Linked DNA regions of Homo sapiens: region 2 is linked to region 1. The links are chromatin loops, found by intact Hi-C in ENCODE. Cell type or tissue: psoas muscle. All regions are shown on one strand. Links, peaks and the distances in the headings refer to the core of each region. The heading gives the core; the rest is flanking DNA. Region 1 overlaps AGBL1 (AGBL carboxypeptidase 1). Region 2 overlaps AGBL1 (AGBL carboxypeptidase 1).

Evidence for each region. Hi-C counts contacts between places; a loop is a spot of excess contacts. Peaks named below come from ENCODE experiments on the same cell type or tissue, not always from the same donor. Only the 100,000 strongest peaks of a DNase experiment are listed, where the experiment ranks them.
Region 2: a loop joins it to region 1, with 10 times the contacts of the local background. A loop is called at or near these places in 7 of 110 quality-filtered maps.

Annotation. Positions count from the first base shown.
Region 1 is chr15:86,619,548-86,629,259 of GRCh38, reverse strand. All of the region lies in intron 21 of AGBL1 (AGBL carboxypeptidase 1), which reads right to left. Among named protein-coding and RNA genes, the nearest start is that of AGBL1-AS1, 310 kb to the right of the region's middle. In psoas muscle, for the core only: a CTCF peak has its summit at 4,506 (motif pointing left); a DNase peak (open chromatin) is centred at 4,389; H3K4me3 peaks cover 322 bases; H3K27ac peaks cover 1,360 bases.
Region 2 is chr15:86,872,651-86,882,362 of GRCh38, reverse strand. All of the region lies in intron 22 of AGBL1 (AGBL carboxypeptidase 1), which reads right to left. Among named protein-coding and RNA genes, the nearest start is that of AGBL1-AS1, 560 kb to the right of the region's middle. In psoas muscle, for the core only: a CTCF peak has its summit at 4,782; DNase peaks (open chromatin) are centred at 2,562 and 5,072; H3K27ac peaks cover 1,595 bases.

The DNA of each region.
Region 1 (9,712 bases), core at 1,108-9,107:
CTGTTACTTTCTCAAGCTCCAACCAATCTTTATCTTCTTAAAAATGTTTATTGGAATGTAAAAAAGTTGAACTCATAGAAACCAAGTAGAATGGTGGTTACCAGGAGCTGGAGGGTGGAGAAAATGGGAAGATGTTAGTCAGCTGTAAATGTTACAGCTATAAAATGAGTAAATTCTGGAGACCTAATGTACAGCATGGTGACCATAGCTAATAAGAAGCTATGGTATACTCGAAATTTGCTGAGACCAGATCTTAAGTGTTCTCATCAGATACACAAAAAAGTTAACGATGTAAGGTGACTGACATATTAATTAGCTTGATTGTGATGACTCTTTCCCAATGTATATCAAACATCTTGTTGTACACCTTTAATATACTGTATACATTTTATTTGTCAATTGTACCTCGGTAAAGCTGAAGACATTTAAAAATAAATCAAATTTCAAACAAAAAACTTTTTTTTTTGAGATGGAGTCTCACTGTCTCCCAGGCTGGAGTTCAGTGGTGCAATCTCTGCTCACTGCAAGCTCCGCCTCCCGGGTTCATGCCATTCTCCTGCCTCAGCCTCCCAAGTAGCTGGGACTACAGGCGCCCACCACCACGCCTGGCTAATTTTTTGTATTTTTAGTAGAGGTGGGGTTTCACCATGTTAGCCAGGGTGGTCTCGATCTCCTTGCCTCCTGATCCACCCACCTCGGCCTCCCAAAGGGCTGGGATTACAGGCATGAGCCACTGCGCCCAGCCAAAAATTTTTTTAAAGAAAAAAAATTAGTTCAATAAACATGTTTTAGACAAGTACTGAGATTTCATTCAACGCGCCTATCAGTGCTATGTTCTAGGTAAGACCCTCATCTTGCATATGAGAAAATAGGCAGAGAGAAATACCTCAAGGCAAAGAGCCAATAAGGAGTTGGGACTCAAACTATGTCTCCTAACTGAATATACAGGGATATTTTCACATGCCTAGGGGTTCTCAAAGCATGATCACTGAACCTGTGGCCTCCGCACCATCCAAGAACCTGTTTGAATGGAAATGCGGGGGCTTCACTTCAGACCTATTATTACAAATCGAAAACTCTAGGGGTGGGGCCCAGCAAGCTATGTAACAAACCCACAGGTGATTTTGATGCATGCTCAAGGTCTGGAAGGACTGCACTAGCCCAGAACTGCCTTCTCCCCAGAACTATTTGGAAAGACAGAGGACACCTGCAAGACTCAGAAGGCACTCCCTCTTAACACCTTTGTTTCCATGCCTACAGCTCTCCTAAACAGCCCCGTGTCTGTGTTTTCCTTTCTCCATTCAGGAAATATTCATTGAGCGCCTTTGATGGGCAGGACGCTGTGTTGGAGGCTACAAATACACAGGCACAGACAGAATTTCTCTATGTTCAGAGAAAATGGCAAAGATGTGAAAACAGCACTCATCACAGCATTTCCAAAGGCTTTGTCTCAATCCTTCTCAACCCCTGAGGTCCCTGCCACTACTGACCCTGCTGCTTTCTTCAAGGAACTCTCTCTTCCTTCCTAACTGTATACCCTGGTTGCTGGTTTCTCTTTTTCATTAGCTTTACTTTCTTTCTTTCACTGCATTACATAAATTCTTCCCAATGTTCCATTTGTATACTTCTTTTCTCTTTATGTATTTCCTCTTGTAAGCTTTTTGGAATTTGCCACTCATTATGATATTTCTGCTTATCCTAACAGCACCTTCGTTTTCCCACTGAGGCTTAAAAACTCCACCATCTGTTTGCCCTGTCTCTAATACTCCAGAACCTGTGTTTAATCAGAGGCCAAGTCTTCACATTTGTACCTTGGTATCTCTAACACCTCCTCATTCTCACCTCTGCCACCAGATTATTTTAAGGACTGTTTTACTAACCTCTCCTCTGGCATCCCATCTCCTGTTCCAGCATCCATGCCCAGACAATAGGCAAAAACTTCTTTATAAAAATTATATCAGGCAGGGCACAGTGGCTCACACCTGCAATCCCAGCACTTTGGGAGGCTGAGGTGGGCGAATCACCTGAGGTCGGGAGTTCGAGACTAGCCTGACCAACATGGAGAAACCCTGTCTCTACTAAAAATACAAAATTAGCTGGGGGTGGTGGCGCATGCCTGTAATCCCAGCTACTCAGGAGGCTGAGGCAGGAGAATCACTTGAACCCAGGAGGCGGAGGTTGCGGTGAGCCAAGATTGCGCCATTGCATTCCAGCCTGGGCAACAAGAGCAAAACTCCATCTAAAAAAAAAAAAAATTAGCTGGTCGTTGTGGCAGGCACCTGTAGTCCCAGCTACACTGGAGGCTGAGGCAGGAGAATTGCTTGAACCTGGGAGGCAGAGGTTGCAGTGAGCCAAGATTGTGCCACTGCACTCCAACCTGGGGGACAGAGTAAGACTTTGTCTCAAAAAAAAAAAAAAAAAAAGAAAAGTATATTACTCTTGTATTGGTTCTCCATTGTCCACCAATCTCAAAATTGTCTTTTAGGAAGGCTCTCCACAATATGATTTCAGAGGAACTTTTCCAATCCTATGTCCCCTACACACTTCAACAGAATAGTCTTCACTGTTCTCCAAATGTAACCCTTTCTTTTCTTAAAAAAAAACAAGTTTTAAGTTCAGGGGTATGCATGCAGGTTTGTTACATAGGTAAACTTGTGTCATGAAGGTTTGTTGTACAGATTATTTGTCACCCAGCTATTAAGCCTAGTACCCATTAGTTATTTTTCTTGCTCCTCTCCCTCCTCCCACCTTGCAGCCTCCAAAAAGCCCCAGTGTGTGCTGTTCCTCTCATGTGCTCTCACTATTTAGCTCCCACTTACTTAAAGTGAGAACGTGCTGTGTTTGGTTCTCTGTTACCGCATTAGTTTGCTAGGGATAATGACCTCCAGCTCCATCCATGTTCCTGCAAAGGACATGGTCTCGTTCTTTTTCACAGCTGCATGGTATTCCATGGTGTATATATACCACATTTTCTTTATCCAGTTTATCGTTGATGGGCATTTAGGTGGATTCCATGTCTTTGCTATTGTGAATAGTGCTGCAATGAACACACGTATGCATGTGTCTATATGATAGAATGATTTATATTCCTTTGGGTATATACTCAGTAATGGGATTGCTGGGTCGAACGGTATTTCTGTCTTTAGGACTTTGAGGAATTGCTACACTGTCTTCCACAATCAAATGCAACCCTTTTTTTCCTGACTTCTGTTCATGCATCTCTTTCTTCCAGCTAGCTCATCCTTTGTGTTATTACCTGTTGATACTCTACTATTCTTTATGACTCAATTGAAACTTTCTCCTTGGTGCCTTCCAAGTTCCACCAATGGGATACAGCTTCTTCATTCGATTCTTGATTGAATCCTGCAGTACTTTGCTTGTCTTTTTCCTGGCTTTTTCTTGCTTTTATTTGCATTCGGATATTGGCATGGCTGGATTCTCAGCTGCCTCTAGGGTTGCATGTCTTTTGCTGCCCTGAACAATAACTTTTTCAGGGGAGAAACTTAATAAATATTGGTTGAGTATTATTAAAATGTGTTTCTCTTCTGTTTATCCTTTACCTGCCATTCTTGACCCATTTTGCTACTACCATTTGATTCACAAATATCCCTTAGCTTCTATCCCAAAGATCCAGAATTTACTTTTTATGAGACTTATTCAAATATATTCTCTGTGTCTTTCATCTCATCATGTCTGAAACTCAGTTCCCAGGAGTCACAAAACATTTGTGTGTAGTTTGTAAATGAACACCCCAATTACAGTGGGATTAATCTGGACAGATCTGGATTAAAATGTCTCCTCTGTATTCTCTTTTGATTACCTTCTTTTAGTCTCACAGGCCCTCAGTTTCTGTGTTTGTAAAAAAAAAAAAAAACAAAAACAAAAAAAAAAAAACGCTAATTTCTTCTACCTTGGAGGCTGTCAGAGCCAAAAAAAGAGAAAGTAATTGAAATGTCTAACCAAATAAGACATGGCCAATCCTTCATTAATGTTCAGAAGTTGAAAGGATCCACCTTCATTTTACAGATTGGGAAACTGAGGCCCATCTCTGTGGATTCAGTGGCTGAAGGTCCCCAACTTGAAGGAGGCAGAGCCGACACTAAAATCATTGTCTCTTGACCCCCTGCCTGGTCCTTCTCCAAATAAATGATGCAGATCCTTCCAGGAACAAACCTGGTCGAATGACTGGAGGTCTATGAGGGAGCCGGTGCTGCGTGGGTGTGGGGCTGTCACCAGTCCTTCATCTCACTCACGGGCACTGCCAAAATGTCGATCCCCTCCGTTAGACCAAGAGCCACACAGAGCCTGGTAAGCAGCTCTGAAGGCATTCTGTCAGGCCCTGGCAGCCGTGACATTCTAGATGATTTTTGAGCAGCTGGGCTGACTCAGGGCTGACTCACTTGGCAATGTGGGCAGGAGAGGGAACGACAAGCTGCTGGTGTCTGACCTTTCAGACCTTGTCTCCCTCCTGAGTTTGTAGAGGAGTCCCTGGGGCAGTTGTGACACCCTGTGGCCAGGTCAGCTCATCACAGCACAGTGTCCCTTAATAAAGAGTGCACTGGGCATTTGCTGGGGAAGAAAGGGTGCTCTCCTGAGTTAGTGGATTATTCCTCCTTTTGGCTGCAGCTCAGGCTCACTGCTCCTCCACTGTCTAGCACCACTTCCAGCCTTAATTAAATTTATGTGCAGCCTTTTGGGCCTTAATTGAGAATACCTTCCAAGAAAGTAGATATGAAGAACTGAAAAAGTGAAGGCCACAGGAAATGACTCAGAATCGATATTGAACACTTCTGGAGGACAGAGGATATGTCTTCCATTCCACAGAGCCCTTACTCAAACCATGGCACTGTATACTGTAGGTGCTCAATAAATGTTACTGCATGTTGAATGTGTTCCATGCCCAATAGCTTGACCAAAAGGCTAATAAGTGTCACATGCTGTTGTATTACATTTGATCTATCAATATCAGCTAGACTCATACTTTTAACATTCAATTCACTTGCTCTTGATTGTGACTTCCCAATAATGAGAACTAGAATATTATTACCTTTCTAAGCCTGCCTAGAGAAGTTTAGAAGAATTTGACAGGCATGCTCTGACATAGGACAATTCATTATAGGACAATTAGATGATGCTATTCACACATGTGTGTGCTTCTTTGACTTTCCATGCTTTTGTTTAGCTTTTCTTCACTCAGTATCCCTTCCTCCCATTCCTCTCAATCTCTATTCTTTCTCTTATGGAAAGGCCCCTAGTTTTATTTTTTATGCTTGCTTTTATTCTTTGAGAAAATAGTTTTTAATGAAAGTATTTAGCACAGCAGTGTCAGACTAGAATGAGATTGCATCTAATTGTGCCTCTTCTAGGTGAACTGTGCAGCAAAGCCCACCAGAATTTAATTTCAGGTGAATAGACAGTAAAATCCACAGAAGTGTATGCACTGATTTAACAGGATTTGGAATTATTGTAAAATTATTTAGAAAATCACTGTCATGTCATTTGTGTTGGAGGAACAGGATTTCGAATTATTGCAAAATTATTTAGAAAAGCACTATCATGTCATTTGTGCTGGAGGAACTGACAGGGTGAAATGCATCTCTTGTCATATACTGGTTCCTAGAAGTATCTCAGAGTATTACTGTCTGCTTCTATCAGATAACAAAAATAAAATAAAGAGAGCAAGAACAAGCATCCAGAGCTGGTGACATTCCTGTGGTTGGAGGACAGTTTGGGTAGTGAACAAAGAGAATGGCAGTAGAGAGAACCTAGAGTTGGAAAACGAGGCAAAAGTTCTGCATATCCTAGACAGCTGTACCAGTGTCTGGAGAACCAGCCACAGTGGTCTCAATTCACACTGCAGACTGCCCTTCTGAATCACAGCTAGCAGTAGCTGTTGCCCTCAAACCCTGTGCTCTGCCAGCCACACTGGATCCCATCCAGCATTTATGATGGCCCCATCCCAACCCTGGCCAACCAGGCTCTACATGATTGAGCTCCTGCCTTCCTCCAAACCCGTCCCCATACCCCACTGCCTTACACACCCTGACTGTCCTGCTTTGCACTTGCGATTCCTTCTCTCTAGAACAGGGGTCCCCACCTGATACCGCTGCATGGCCTGTTAGGCAGGAGGTAAGTGGAGGGTGAGAGAGTGAAGCTTCATCTGTATTTACAGGCACCTCCCATCGCTTGCATTACTGCTGGAGCACTATCTCCCGTCAGATCAGTGGTGGCATTAGATTCTCATAGGCGTGCGAACCCTATTGTGAACTGTGCACTTGAGGGATCTAGGCTGCACTGCATGCTCCTTTTGAGAATCTAATGCTTGATGATCTGTCACTGTCTCTCATCACCTCCAGACGGGACTGTCTAGTTACAGGAAAATGAGTTCAGGGCTCCCACTGATTCTACATTATGGTGAGTTGTATAATTGTTTCATAATATATTACAATGTAATATTAATAAAAATAAAGTACACGGTAAACAGTGCCCTTGAATCATCCTGAAAGTATGCCCCACCCGTAGTCTGTGGAAAAATTGTCCTCTGTGAAACCAGTCCCTGGTGCCAAAATGGTTGAGGATTGCTGGTCTAGAACGTGTGTCCCCCAGTCCCTTGCATGGGATGACCCCTCACTTTATCCAGAACTTGCCTTAAATGTTACCTTCCCAAAGGTCATCATTTCTCCTGCCATTCAAAGTGCTCCATCTTTTCATCCTGTTTCATTTGTCTCTATTTTATTTACTATTACTTGAAATTATATTTCATAGTTTTGTGTTATTGTCGATTTTATATCTTTCCATGATGACTGGTCACTGGTCTCTTTTGGTCAGTGTTTAGTACTTAGTAGTTGCTCAGTAAATATTTATAGACTGAAAAAAATAGGCCTGTCTGGTTTTTGTGTGGACCCCCTACCCCCTTTTTTTTTTTTTTTGAGATGGAGTCTCAGTCTTGTCACCCAGGTTGGAGTGCAATGGTGCCATCTCAGCTCACTGCAACCTCCGCCTTCCTGGTTCAAGAGATTCTCCTGACTCAGCCTCCTGAGTAGCTGGGATTACAGGTGCCCAGCACCACGCTTAGCTAATTTTTTTGTATTTTTAGTAGAGACAACGTTTCACCATGTTGGCCAGGCTGGTCTCGAGCTCCTGACCTCAGGTGATCAGCCCGCCTCAGCCTCCCAAATTGCGAGTATTACAGGCATGAGCCACTACACCTGGCTGACCCCTTTCTTATCAAAGTTTTCATCTTTGTCTTGCAGATGAATTATTTAGAGGGAAGCTGGTTTCTAATTGCATATAGTGATGTAACGCTAGATCTCTAAAAATGTCCTACTCTGTAAAACAAGATTGTATTTGTTTTCTAAAAAGTCCTACCAAAGGAGTAATAGAAATTTTGGAAAAGGGAATTAATATTCATTGATCACTTACTATATGCCTGCCATGATGCTAGAGGCTTTCTAAACATTTTATGATTTATTTCTCTCAACAACCATTCTGGAAACTGAGTGTGAGAGAGAATAAATAACTTGACTAAGGCTATATCGCATTGAATAGTATCCTTCCAAACGATATCTCCAAGTCCTAAATCCCAGTTCCTGTAAATGTGAGCTGATTTGGACATAAGGTCTTTTCAGATGTAATTAAGGATCTCAAGATATACTGGATTTTAGTGAGTCTAAGATCCAATGACTATTATCCTTTCAAGAAGAGGAGAGACACAGAGACACACTGAGAAGATGGCCCTGTGAAGATGGAGGCAGAGATTGAAGTGTTGCAGCTACAAGGCGAGGAATGCCACAGATTGCTGGCAACTACCAGAAGCTAGGCAAGAAATGTGGAATGGGACTCCTGCCCTCCAGATCTGCGAGACAATAAATTTCTTTCAAGCCATCCTGTTTATAATAATTTGTTACAGTATCTTTATTTTACTAACACAAAATCTTGGGCTGGTAACGGCAGAGCAAGGACTTGAACCAGGATCTGTTGAATCCAAAGCCTGTACTCATTTCACTATCCCAGTTCACTTCCCTGAATTCTATAGCAGAGGAGTCATCCTTGATCAACATATTATAACAATTAAGGAAGATGTAAAAGCACAGCCCTATAACCAAATGAAATCTGCAAGCACAGTTGTTACCTTTGGTCATAGTATCACTTATATTCATGGCCAAAGTGCAAAGAAGACCTCACACAAAAGAAACTCTTAGCTGACTCCAAATAGAAAGGGTTGCAAATTCCAGGAAAGCGAGGAGAAGAGAGATGCAGAGGAACTTAGCAGCAATAGCTATGAGAGTAGAAAATAATAGAGAGATTTAACTGGAGGGAAAGAGCAGCCCCTCCCTTTGAAGAGAAATATTCAAAGCACGCAGGCGACTTGAAAAAGAGCCGTGAAGAGAGACATGCAGGCGGCAAGTCGGATTTAGACCAGTCATGCAATGCTATAGAAAAAAAAAAAGGAGCTAATATCATTTCAAAGTTCACTTTCAGAGGTGGAAAAATCACATAGCTGGCAGGTTGCAAAGTCCCTTTTTACGAGGCTCTAATGAGAAGATAGATTATTTCTGAGTCACTTCAAACCAGAAAGTAGAAATGCAGCAGGGCAAGGTAGGAAATTGATAAAAGGGTTAAACAAAAGTAATGCATGCAGAGGATAGATTGATTTCTGGGGACAGATTAAAAGCACTAAATATGTATTCTTGATGAGGTGATAATTAAGGTCACTGGGGAAGCCAAAGGAGCTGTCTGGGAGATGAGAGGTCAGCATGCAGACAAGTGTGGAATAGCATACAAAAATCTCACACAGGCAAGCAGGTAAGTGGGAGTGATGGGGTGCAATCCACAAAGGATCATTCACAAAGTCTCAGCGCAACCTCCTGACAGCGTGAAGTTTATTGCTTCTCTATGTAACTCAAATTTCAAATGACCTTTCGCTTTTCCACGAGTGAAGTCATTTCCTTTGAGGAAAGGTGCTATATAAATGTAAACATGTAAGTCTGAGGTGGACAGAGTGCTAGAAAATAAACACATCCCGGAATCCTCCTGCCCTGATCCTCCAGAGACAGACTGGATGTGACCTCATGGATCTTTCTTTTCATCTTCTACTTATGGGAATCGTACCTGACACCACCAATTTTGTGGACCCTTTCCACCTGGGGAAACTCACAAATAAGTGATATTACTGGAGACCACAGTGTTTTAATAAAAACACTCTGAGATCCGTCTTCACCCAGCATTTCTGGAAGAACAGTTATGTGGCTAACACTAGTGAGTCTGGAAAGCCCATCAGCAGGAAAGACTGGGTCCTGATAGCAGCAGTGTGACTTAGCTCTGTTATAGGAATATCCAGGAGTAGACTCTTGTAGAAATCAAGTTTGCCCACTCTCTCTGCGTGTGCATGTACATTTCAGTTCCTTTGAAGCTTAGCATATATTATTTAAGGTTCAATTCAAATGTTCCTTCTTCTGAGGCCTTCCCTAAATCCCAGGTCTGCAGTGAGCCCTCTCTGCCCCGGGTATTGTACCTCTATTTCACTGCTTGTCACAGTCTGAGTTGTCACTTACTGATCTCGTTCCTTTAATGGCCACTGTGGCCCAGGCGCTGGGAATCAGAGGCCAAAAGGATGAGTGCAATATTTTGCTTCTGTTCACCCCCACCGCACAGCCCATCTCATAGGACTGCACTGACCAGCAGCGTCTAATTACCTCTTAACAGGAAAGAC
Region 2 (9,712 bases), core at 1,145-9,144, 250 kb before region 1:
ATGTTTTATTATTTGATTTGAACATCGCATTTCAGAGGTAAATATCTGATCTTCACTGTTGGTTACCCAGCAAATGACATCGATGGGACGTGAGATTTTGGATACCACCCCACTTATTTAATTCTGAGGAAGTGATTAGGAAACAAAGTACAGCAAGTTCTTCTCAAAAAACCATTGTCATGAGAGGCCAACACAGACTCGAGAACTAGGTAGCCGTGTCATGGTGACCTGTGTTAGACCGCGAATTTTTGCAGGTCAAGAGAGGTTGGATACGGGCAATTTCATAGTTTCCCATTTAATGCAAGTAGATCTTCTTACTGAAAGGTAACCGATATGGTTTGCATTTGTGTCCCCACCAAATCTCATGTTCAGTTATAATCCCCAGTGTTGGAGGTGGGCGCTGGTGGGAGGCGATTGGATCGTGGGGACAGTTTCTCATGGTTTACCACCATCCCCTTTTGGTACTACCTAGTGAGTGAGTTCTCATGAGATCTGTTTATTTAAAAGTATGTAAGCCTAGCCCACATGGCAAAACTCCATCTCTACTAAAAATACAAAAATTAGTCGGGCGTGGTGGCACACAGCTGTAATCCCAGCTACTTGGGAGGCTGAGGCAGGAGAATTGCTTAAAACCCGGGAGGCGGAGGTTGCAGTGAGCTGAGAGCACCCCACTGCACTCCAGCCTGCGTGACACAGTGAGACCCTATCTTAAATAAATAAATAAATAGCACTACCCCCTCTGCCATCTTCCTCCTCCCCTGGCCATGTAAAGGTATTTCTTTATACCAGTACAAGACAGAGTAATACAGTAACCTCGGCAAGGTGTACAGAATGAAATAAGGGAAATGGAAAAAGAAACCAAGCTAGCAATTTTGTGGTGACACAGGCAAGGAGGAATGACTGTTTTCATAAAAGCAGCTTTACAAAGAGAGATTGAGTAGGTTCCTGAATCATTTCCAAACTAAAATGACAGATTACCAAGTGGACATGAGAGGCGAGAACGTGAGAATCACCAGGAGGATGTGGAGGTTTGCAGTAAAAGACACTGAGAGCATTCCACGAGGTTTCTTCCGATGTCAAGAATTTTGAAAAAAGAAAAGTTTCTTCAGATTTCTATAGACTTTATTCTATATGCCAGAATTGGGTCCATGCTAATTCAAAAAATTGCATTTCTGTCTTAAAAACAAATGCTCAAAAAACAAGTGACAAAACCTAGACTCCCCATGTTGCAAAATGGAACTTAGCATGTCTGGTGAGGAAGGAGGTGAGATGAGAACTGCCCGCCATGCACACTAACTGTCCCCCATCCCATCAGTGTGGGGTGCAGTTCCACCGCTCTGCAGACACTGAGCTAGCACTTACCAGGAGGCAGGCTCAGGGCTGGGTGTGCACCTGAAGAACACACAGACGCCCCCTCCCCTGGCCCTCCTAGGAGAGGAGGCGGTCAGTTCAATGGGAATCTACAGTAAGAACCACGGAGGCTGTAACAGGGAAGTAAAGGCCAAGGCTGCAGGAGAAGAGTAAAGGGTTCTTATCTTGTGTGTTTTGATGTCCCTATACACACACACACGTGCACACACACACAGAGGCATATACACACATGTACACCCACATACATATGCACACACACCCATACCCAGCAACACATATACAAATGCAGAAATGCACACATGTACACACTCACATCCACACCCACTCACATCCACACACATGCATACACACATGCACACAATTCACATCTGCATGTGCACATGTATATGCACACATAGTCACTGCCACATACACATACCACCCCCGTGCATACATAGACACACAGGAAAAACCCCAAGCTCACTCCTCACTGGGAACCCTCTCACTACTATTGAGACTCAAAGAACGTTTTCTTTTCTGTCAGCCTTCCTTGGCCCTCCTGACATAAGCAATTGTTCCTAAACTTCTCCATCCCCTGCTCCATGCCTGAGATGTTTACAAGTTTGCTCCCTGTTTCCCCTTTAATCCTGATTATTTTATTAAGAGTTATGAATAGCATTTCACATGAATGGCAGCTCCCAGTGAAGGGTCTGCAACTCTGAGGCTATGAGTCCTCTAAATGAGTGAATTTCTTACTTTATCACTGACATAATTTTATAGTGTGATTTTCAAATGCATTTAGGTCAAGGAAAGCCTTTATTGGTACCTAAAGCTGAGATTCAGCAAGCTCGGAGATTCCATTGTCTGATGATAGTGAAAAGAAAACAAGAAAAGAAAAATGTAAATGTCGGCTCTGGATTTCTTCTCTGACAGGCACTGTTGCTGAGGAACGCTCTAGTGATCCATCACTTAACAGGACTCCACTAGTCTCAGGCCAAGGTTAACACATTGCTTCTCTTTCCTTTTTAAGCATCTCCTGCATCTGCTATTTGCTTTCCGTTACCAGAACTCCCAGATTTTTGCCCAAGGAAACTGAAGTTTCTCTTGGTGGTGGAATGACAAGAAGACATGGTCCCATGGGTATTCTGGCAACATCCCCTATGGTGGCAAAAGATGATGTGGCTGCTGCCCAGAGCCCTGGCACGAAGCCTGTGGCCACCTCTGACAAACACCCACAAACATGCAGCGGAGCTAAATAAAGAGCCGTTTCGTGAGCATCCCTGGCAGAGATGAGCAACACTTTCTCTGCCTCCTCAGAAAACAGTTTTCTGGAACATCAAGCCAAAGGAAAGGTGTAATTTATTGTGGGGATTGCATATTACATAATTAGTTTTTGGGAGTTCCTTCGGTAATTACAATCTGTAACATTTGTAATTGATTTGGTCAGATTAAAAATGGATGTGTTGGTGCATCTGTGAAACTAGCAAGAGGGCAAGGAGGAGTGGGAGGGGGAAATGTCTCACTGAAGGAGACCAAGAGCAACCTGGACTCAGGCCAAGCCCCAGATGACACCATTTCTGGAGCCAAAAGCACAGCAGGCCTCTAAGATGCACACTCAGCAGGTAAGTTCTTTCCCAAAAAAAGACCATGTGGGGAGGCCCAACATCCCCTGAGCAGCTCTTTATAACCATCAGAGGAGCTGCTGCCCCAGGGGCTTGTGAAGTCAGACACTTACCTTAGCCCTGCGTTGACCTGGGTCTGTCAACTAGATTGGCATAAATGAAAATTAGTCATTTTGCAAAACAGGAGGAAGGAGTCCTTCTCTTGAAGAGATGAGGGCCAAAGAGAGGATGAATGGGGCAAGAGTGCAGAAAGGAAGCTGCCACCTGCCAGACATCCTCTTGGGTGGAACACCTCTGACCCGAGCCCTATGAAAAGACTTCTGCCTTCTGGGACCTTCACCAAAAGGCTTTCGCCCCCTCTTGGTCTGACTCATGCTCCTGCCAGGGCTCCTTTGTTCTCCTGTCACAACCAGGTGTGCTGTGAACTGGAACAGCAGCTCTCTCTTCAGGCGGGGACCAGCTGCTGAAGGTTCCTGGACTCAGAGAATCCCATCCCAGTGGCTGTTCCTCCAACACTGAGAGCTCCAAACAGAGAGGAGGAGCTGCTCCTGAAACACAGCTGCTGTGGAGGTTATGGGAGGAAGACCAGGCATTCAGGAAAAGGAGTAAAATGTCCCAGTTGAGCAGGCTGATTAGCTAACATTGAACGAGCACCTACTGCCTATAAAGCATTGCAGAAAACTACAAACTCTCAGAAACAGAGCCTTAAGGAAGTCCAGTAGAGGACAGATCTGGGTGCAGATGATTACATTACAATGTGGTGGGCAAGTGCTTTACAAGAAAAACAGAAAGAGATTGAAGATATAGAAGAGAGAAACAAAGAAAGGAGCAGAGAAAGAAAAGCGAAGGAGAAAGGAGGAAAATAGAAGTACCGAGGAGCACCCGCACTGGGCCATGAACAAGAAGCTTGATGGATAGGAGGGATGGCCTTGTGGAGAAAAGAGTATTTTTCTCCAGAACAGGTGTCAGCCAACTACATTCTGCAACATAAATCTGGCCCACTGCCTGTTTTTGTAAACAAAGGTTTTGTTTTGGAATGCAGCCATGCCCATTGTATTGTCTGTGGCTGCCTTTGTGCTACAAGGGCAGAGTTGAATGATAGCAAGACAGACCCTATGACTTGCAAAGATTAAAATATTTACTACTCTTTGCAGAAGAACTTTGTCAAGCCCAGCCCAGGAACAAAACCCTAATCACAAAATCATACTGCATGCATAAAAGCATGTCTTCATTCTGTCTCCAGAGTCTCATGACACAAAAGCAAACACAGGATCTGCTTTTGTGGGTGGCATCGCTGAGCTACTAAACTCCATGTGGAAATCAGTCCCTCTTGGAGGTATTTTCTGTTCCAGAACAGACGCAGTTTACACTTTCCAGTGTTCTTTGTTTTTCCTCAACATCAACATGAGGTGGATGTGGAGGCTGGGTTATCCATGATGGGGGTAACTCCGTTTTAAAACACAGACATGTGTCATTAGAAATGTCACCATTTTTAGCTTTGACCTTAGGGAGAAAGAAGAATGTGAGAAGAGAGAAGAAGGTTGGTAAACACACTTCATGAGATGGGGAGGTCACGGTATCTTGGAAAAAAATGCAATTTAAATAATCCAAAGGAGTGTCCGGAGAGAAGCTGTTAAATTATGGAGCAGTAAGTGTCCCTTGGGCTTCTTTGTCTGGATGTGTTTCTAATCACTGATGGTTACAAGATATAGATAAATCTCATTGTCTCCCAGGGTCAGAGGGTGAGCCTGCTTACAGTGGATGGCAAAGTTCTAACTGGACTTGGAGATGCCTAGTGTGTTTCCTTCCTGTAGGGGAGGCTCATGCTTCATTACCTTCTACTTATCCCTTCCCCAGCGGTAACAGGAAGGAGAGATTCCAAGTATCCTTTGACAAGAAAGTCTGTCCTAAGAGGTCAACTGAGTTCATCCTCTCATCTCCAAGAACACAACTTAATATCCTCCAGAAGAGATGGTTATCTGCCCAATCTCTTCTGCATGGAAGAGCATGCCGGCCAAGACTAGTGACACACTGTTTAGCAATCCCTTCAGTTTGGTGCTATCCACTTAGAAAATGGGGCAGGGCTGGGCACCTGTCATACTCTTTCCATCCAGGTTGGGGTACTATGACTCAGGTTTTCTTAGTAAGTCCATTGTTGAGTGGCAGCCAGGATGCCTGCAGAAGAATGAGCTAGACAAGATCTCAGTGAGCACAGGAAGAGTGGGCAGGGATTGGTTATGGGGCTTTTATGCATTTGAACAGAGAAAGGTTGGAATTTGATAATTGACCCATATACCCTATCTTATATGGATCTGAGAAGAGAGCTCATTAAGTGCAGTGAGTGAGATGAGTGGGCAGAATTGATCTCTGAATGCTTTTTCCTAGACCAGGAATGGGAAAATAATAATAATGACAATACGGATTGTATTGCTATTGTTATTTTTATTATTGTGCCACGCATAATGCTGCAGGATTAGCATGCATCCATTCATTCAAACCTTTCAACAACCCTAGAGATAGGTATCATTATTCCATTTTAGAAATGAGGAAACCAGGACTTAGGGAGCCCAAAGTACACGTGCTCAGCCAACTACATTCTGCAAGGCAAATCTGGCCCACTGCCTGTTTTTGTAAATATATATTTTCTTGTTTTGGAATGCAGCCATACCCAGTGTTCATGTATTGTCTGTGGCTGCTTTTGTGCTACAAGGGCAGAGTTGAATGATAGCAAGACAGAGCCTATGGCCTACAAAGCTAAAAATACTTACTACTCTTTGCAGAATAACTTTGCCAAGCCCAGCTCCAGAAGAAAACCATAATCAGGCTGGTCAGCCACAGACTAATCTCCCTCTGACCCAGAACTCATGGCAACCAATCCCAAGAGGAACTTGTTCCCGCAGGAGAGGGAGTTCCTGAGGAGTCAGTTTTCTTTTATCAGCAGCATCTAGTCTGAACATCTCGGGGAGTCAGCAGCAGTATCACCTCCAGTCCCCTGGCTCCCAATTCTGAATGCCCTCCATCGGTGCAGCTTTCCCTCCACCTGGCCTCTGGTTTCTAAGGCCCTCTCTATTCATCTGTCTGGAGTCCTGCCCCGAAGCACAGACCAGGTTACTGGGTTGTGACCTTCCCATTCAACCCCCGCCTTCCCTTGTGTTTGAGACTCTCATTGTTCTCATCTGCTTAGAAGGGCCTCCTGGGCTGGGGTTTCAGAGTCCTTGGTATACAGGATGGCAGCTATGTAGAAACTGAATTTAAATGTTCCACCCTACAATATTTTGAGCATAAATGTTGGCCTCGATCAAACTTGAGGTGGCTACATTCTCTTATTCTTAGTGACAAAAGGACCCCAGCATTTATGACAAATGAAATTCTGCCACCTGCCTGACAAAGCTGTTTGGATGTTTTATGAGTCAAGGGATCACTTTGTTTCCTTCTTTACCAAGTACCTGCTAGTCCATATGGATTACCTGATGCTTGAGGATTGATCAATGCAGAGGAAGTCTGGTCTCACATTGAGGTGAGGTGGTATCTCAGCCTTAGACCCCTAGTCTAGCTTTCATTGATCTCTATCCCATTCTTAATGGTTAATTTTCACAGATCTCTACCCCATTCGTAATGGTTAACTTTCATTGATCTCTACCCCATTCTCAATGGTAATAGGAGCCCCTTTGTAATCTGTATCTTTAATCCAGCCTTTGAACATGGAGGCCAGAAAGTTGGAGGAAAGCCAGGGGTTCAATATCCTATGCAAACATTAATTTCTTTCCTATGGAAAACAATCTATGTGTCAGTGCTGTGCTAACATTGTATCTTTAATATTATGGCTATAGCTGTAGGCCAGTAAGCATTAATAAAACAGACCTACTTGAACAGATGCAAGTCAGACACTGAAGAGAAAGTTATGAGGCTCAACGCTGATCCCAACCGCTCACTCATCTGTTCCTCTTCTATGGAATCTTCTAGTAAAAAGTTTTTTAAAAAAAATCCAATTACACTGCAGCAAGGAATATGCTGTGTGTCTAAGGGAAACTGGTACATTTGTCAACCACGTTCTGGATAGTAAGATGTGATCTGGCTCTGGGCTTGTCCCAGGTAGCAGACACATTTGTAAGACCTAGATCTTATTTATGGTGACAGTGGCAGAGCATGATGAAGTGCCTGCCCTGAGCAGGGTGTGGGGGGCCTAAGATGGATTTCACCCTTTTATTGTTATTAAAAGATTCTTAGCATTTACAGGGAAGAGAAATTGTGACACGTTTTCTCTGGGGGTCATGAACAAAGCATCTAAGAAAAACAAGTTATATTTTTTTCTGTTCTGTATTTTTTAGCTCCTCTAAACCCATGGTCCTGGTTATGATCTCTTTGTTTTCTGAACTGCAAAACAATTAATAGTCAGTTTGTCACTTGTCAGGTCCCTAAGGGCACACCTTAGGGAGTGCCCAGAAAAGTTATGAGGTTGGAGGTCATGCCGGGAGACCTTCTACAGTGGCATTTTTGAACTGTTGGACTGCTACCAATTAGTGTGTCCTAAAATCCTATTTTTAAAAGTAATAGGATTAAAGGAATAGAAAGTAGCATATGTCTGGTTCATATGTGTTGTGCTCTTTATATATACTGGGCCACTGCATAAAAAGTACTCATAATATGGGGTTACATTTAAAAGTATTTGAGAAATTCTGTTCTAAAGGTTAATCCCAGGTCAGTGAGGGGAACAAAGAATGTCCCCATTTCTTCTTCCTCCTGTGCCTTACTCCACATAGAGGGATTTTCCTAACTCTGGATCATCTGGTGCTCAACTAGCAGCTGTTATTTCCCAGGTGCTGTGGCAGGGGCTCAGGTACCCACTCTGGTACTCCTTCAATAAGAACCAGGGCCTTTGCTCAAACTAGAAGGGAGCCAGAGTGGGTGAGGCTCTCAACAGTGTAATGGGGAGAAACGAACATAATTTAGTATTTATTATGCATAGGTTACTGGCCCCAGGGTGTGTGTGTGTGTGTGTGTGTGTGTGTCCCACCCACAACAATCTTGGGGCAGGTCCTTTTACTACATTTTGCACATAAAGTAATTGAAGTTGAGAAGCATAGCACCATAATTTTTCTTAAAAATCTGACTGTCTAGATAGTTTTTATTTTTTTCTTTTATTTAAGCAACTCTTGGGACAGTTACCATGCCCTGTGGAATGGATTGGAAAATATTGACATAATTTTGGCTCTCCATAGAAGCCTTTTTCATGATATTATAGGAAATAATGCAGGCAGTTATATTAGGTTTTATGATTAACAAAGCACTTCCATAGCTGAATCAGACTTGACCCTCACCTCATATGTGTCAGGTGGTTATGGGAAGTATTGTCCCCATTACAGAGATTTAAAAACTGAGAAAAGATATAGTAAATGACTCACAGGCTTAATAGGTAATAGAGCCAAGTTTTGAACCTAGGTCTTGCCTCCAAGTCCACTGTTCTTTCTATTATAACTACTACTGTTAAGATCATAAAGACTATTGTATCTTGAGTTCCATTCTATAGTTTCTATTATGCTGAAGGCAAAAAATATTACTACCACCAAAAGAGGTAGTAATATTTAGTTTCTTAGTCTGTTCAGATAGCAATAGCAAAATACCATAAATTGGGGTGCTTATTAAACAACAGAGATTTACTTCTCACAATTCTGGAGGCTGAAAAGTCCAAGATAAGATGTGGTGTTTGGTGAGGGCTCATATCCTGATTCATAAATGGCACCATCTAGCTGTGTCCTAACATGGTGGAATGGGCAAAGGATTGCTCTAGGGCCTCTGTTATACGGGCACTAATCTCATTCATGAAGGCCCCACTCCCCAAAGGTTCTACCTCTCCATACCATCAACTTGGGGCCTGGAATTTCAATATGTAAGTCTTTCATGGGGACAAAAACTTTCAGATTGTATCAGGGAAGAAAACTGGACATTATCATTGTGGAGTGGAGATTTTTCAAACATCTTTGAAAGCGCTGAACAAAAGTCGATTCTTAAAATTTTTATTCTCATTATTAATATCTTATGGCATTCAATGGTATCTAACCAGATTACTAACCCCTTTATATAATACCGAGAATTTGCTCAGAAATCAACTCATCTGGCTCAGCAGGGAAATAGGAAAAACCAACATGCCTTTGCTCCCACACTGCCTTCCCCAAGCTCTTCAAGTGAAAAGCAAAAGATAAGACTTTTGTCTGTCATTTTAAACAGGAAAAATTAATTGCTCCTGCAGAGATGAAAACTTTACCTTTGAAAAGAAACCACCAGTGAAAAATGCTTTTTTTCTTCAGTTCCCACCTGTGGAGACCTGGGGTTTGGCAGCAAATTGGAGCTGAAAGAGTATAATCACAAAGACAGATGCCAGATTCCTCTCTAATTAGAAATGACTTGTCTGGTAGACACTGTGACTGAAGGCTGACAATAGGTAGAGGGAAGCAAGATGACGTGTATAACATTTGCATGTTTGAGAATAAGTGTCTTCACATTGGCTGTGTATATATAACTAAGTCTGCTATTGAATTTCTGAGAAGGAAAGGATAAATAAAAAACAGGATTGCTAAACATATCATTATGGATTTGTAACTGGCATAGAAAGTACTTTCTTTTTATTTATTTATTTATAGACGGAGTCTCACTCTGTCGCCCAGGCTGGAGTGCAGTGGCTCTATCTCAGCTCACTGTAACCTCTGCCTCCCAGGTTCAAGCGATTCTCCTGCCTCAGCCTC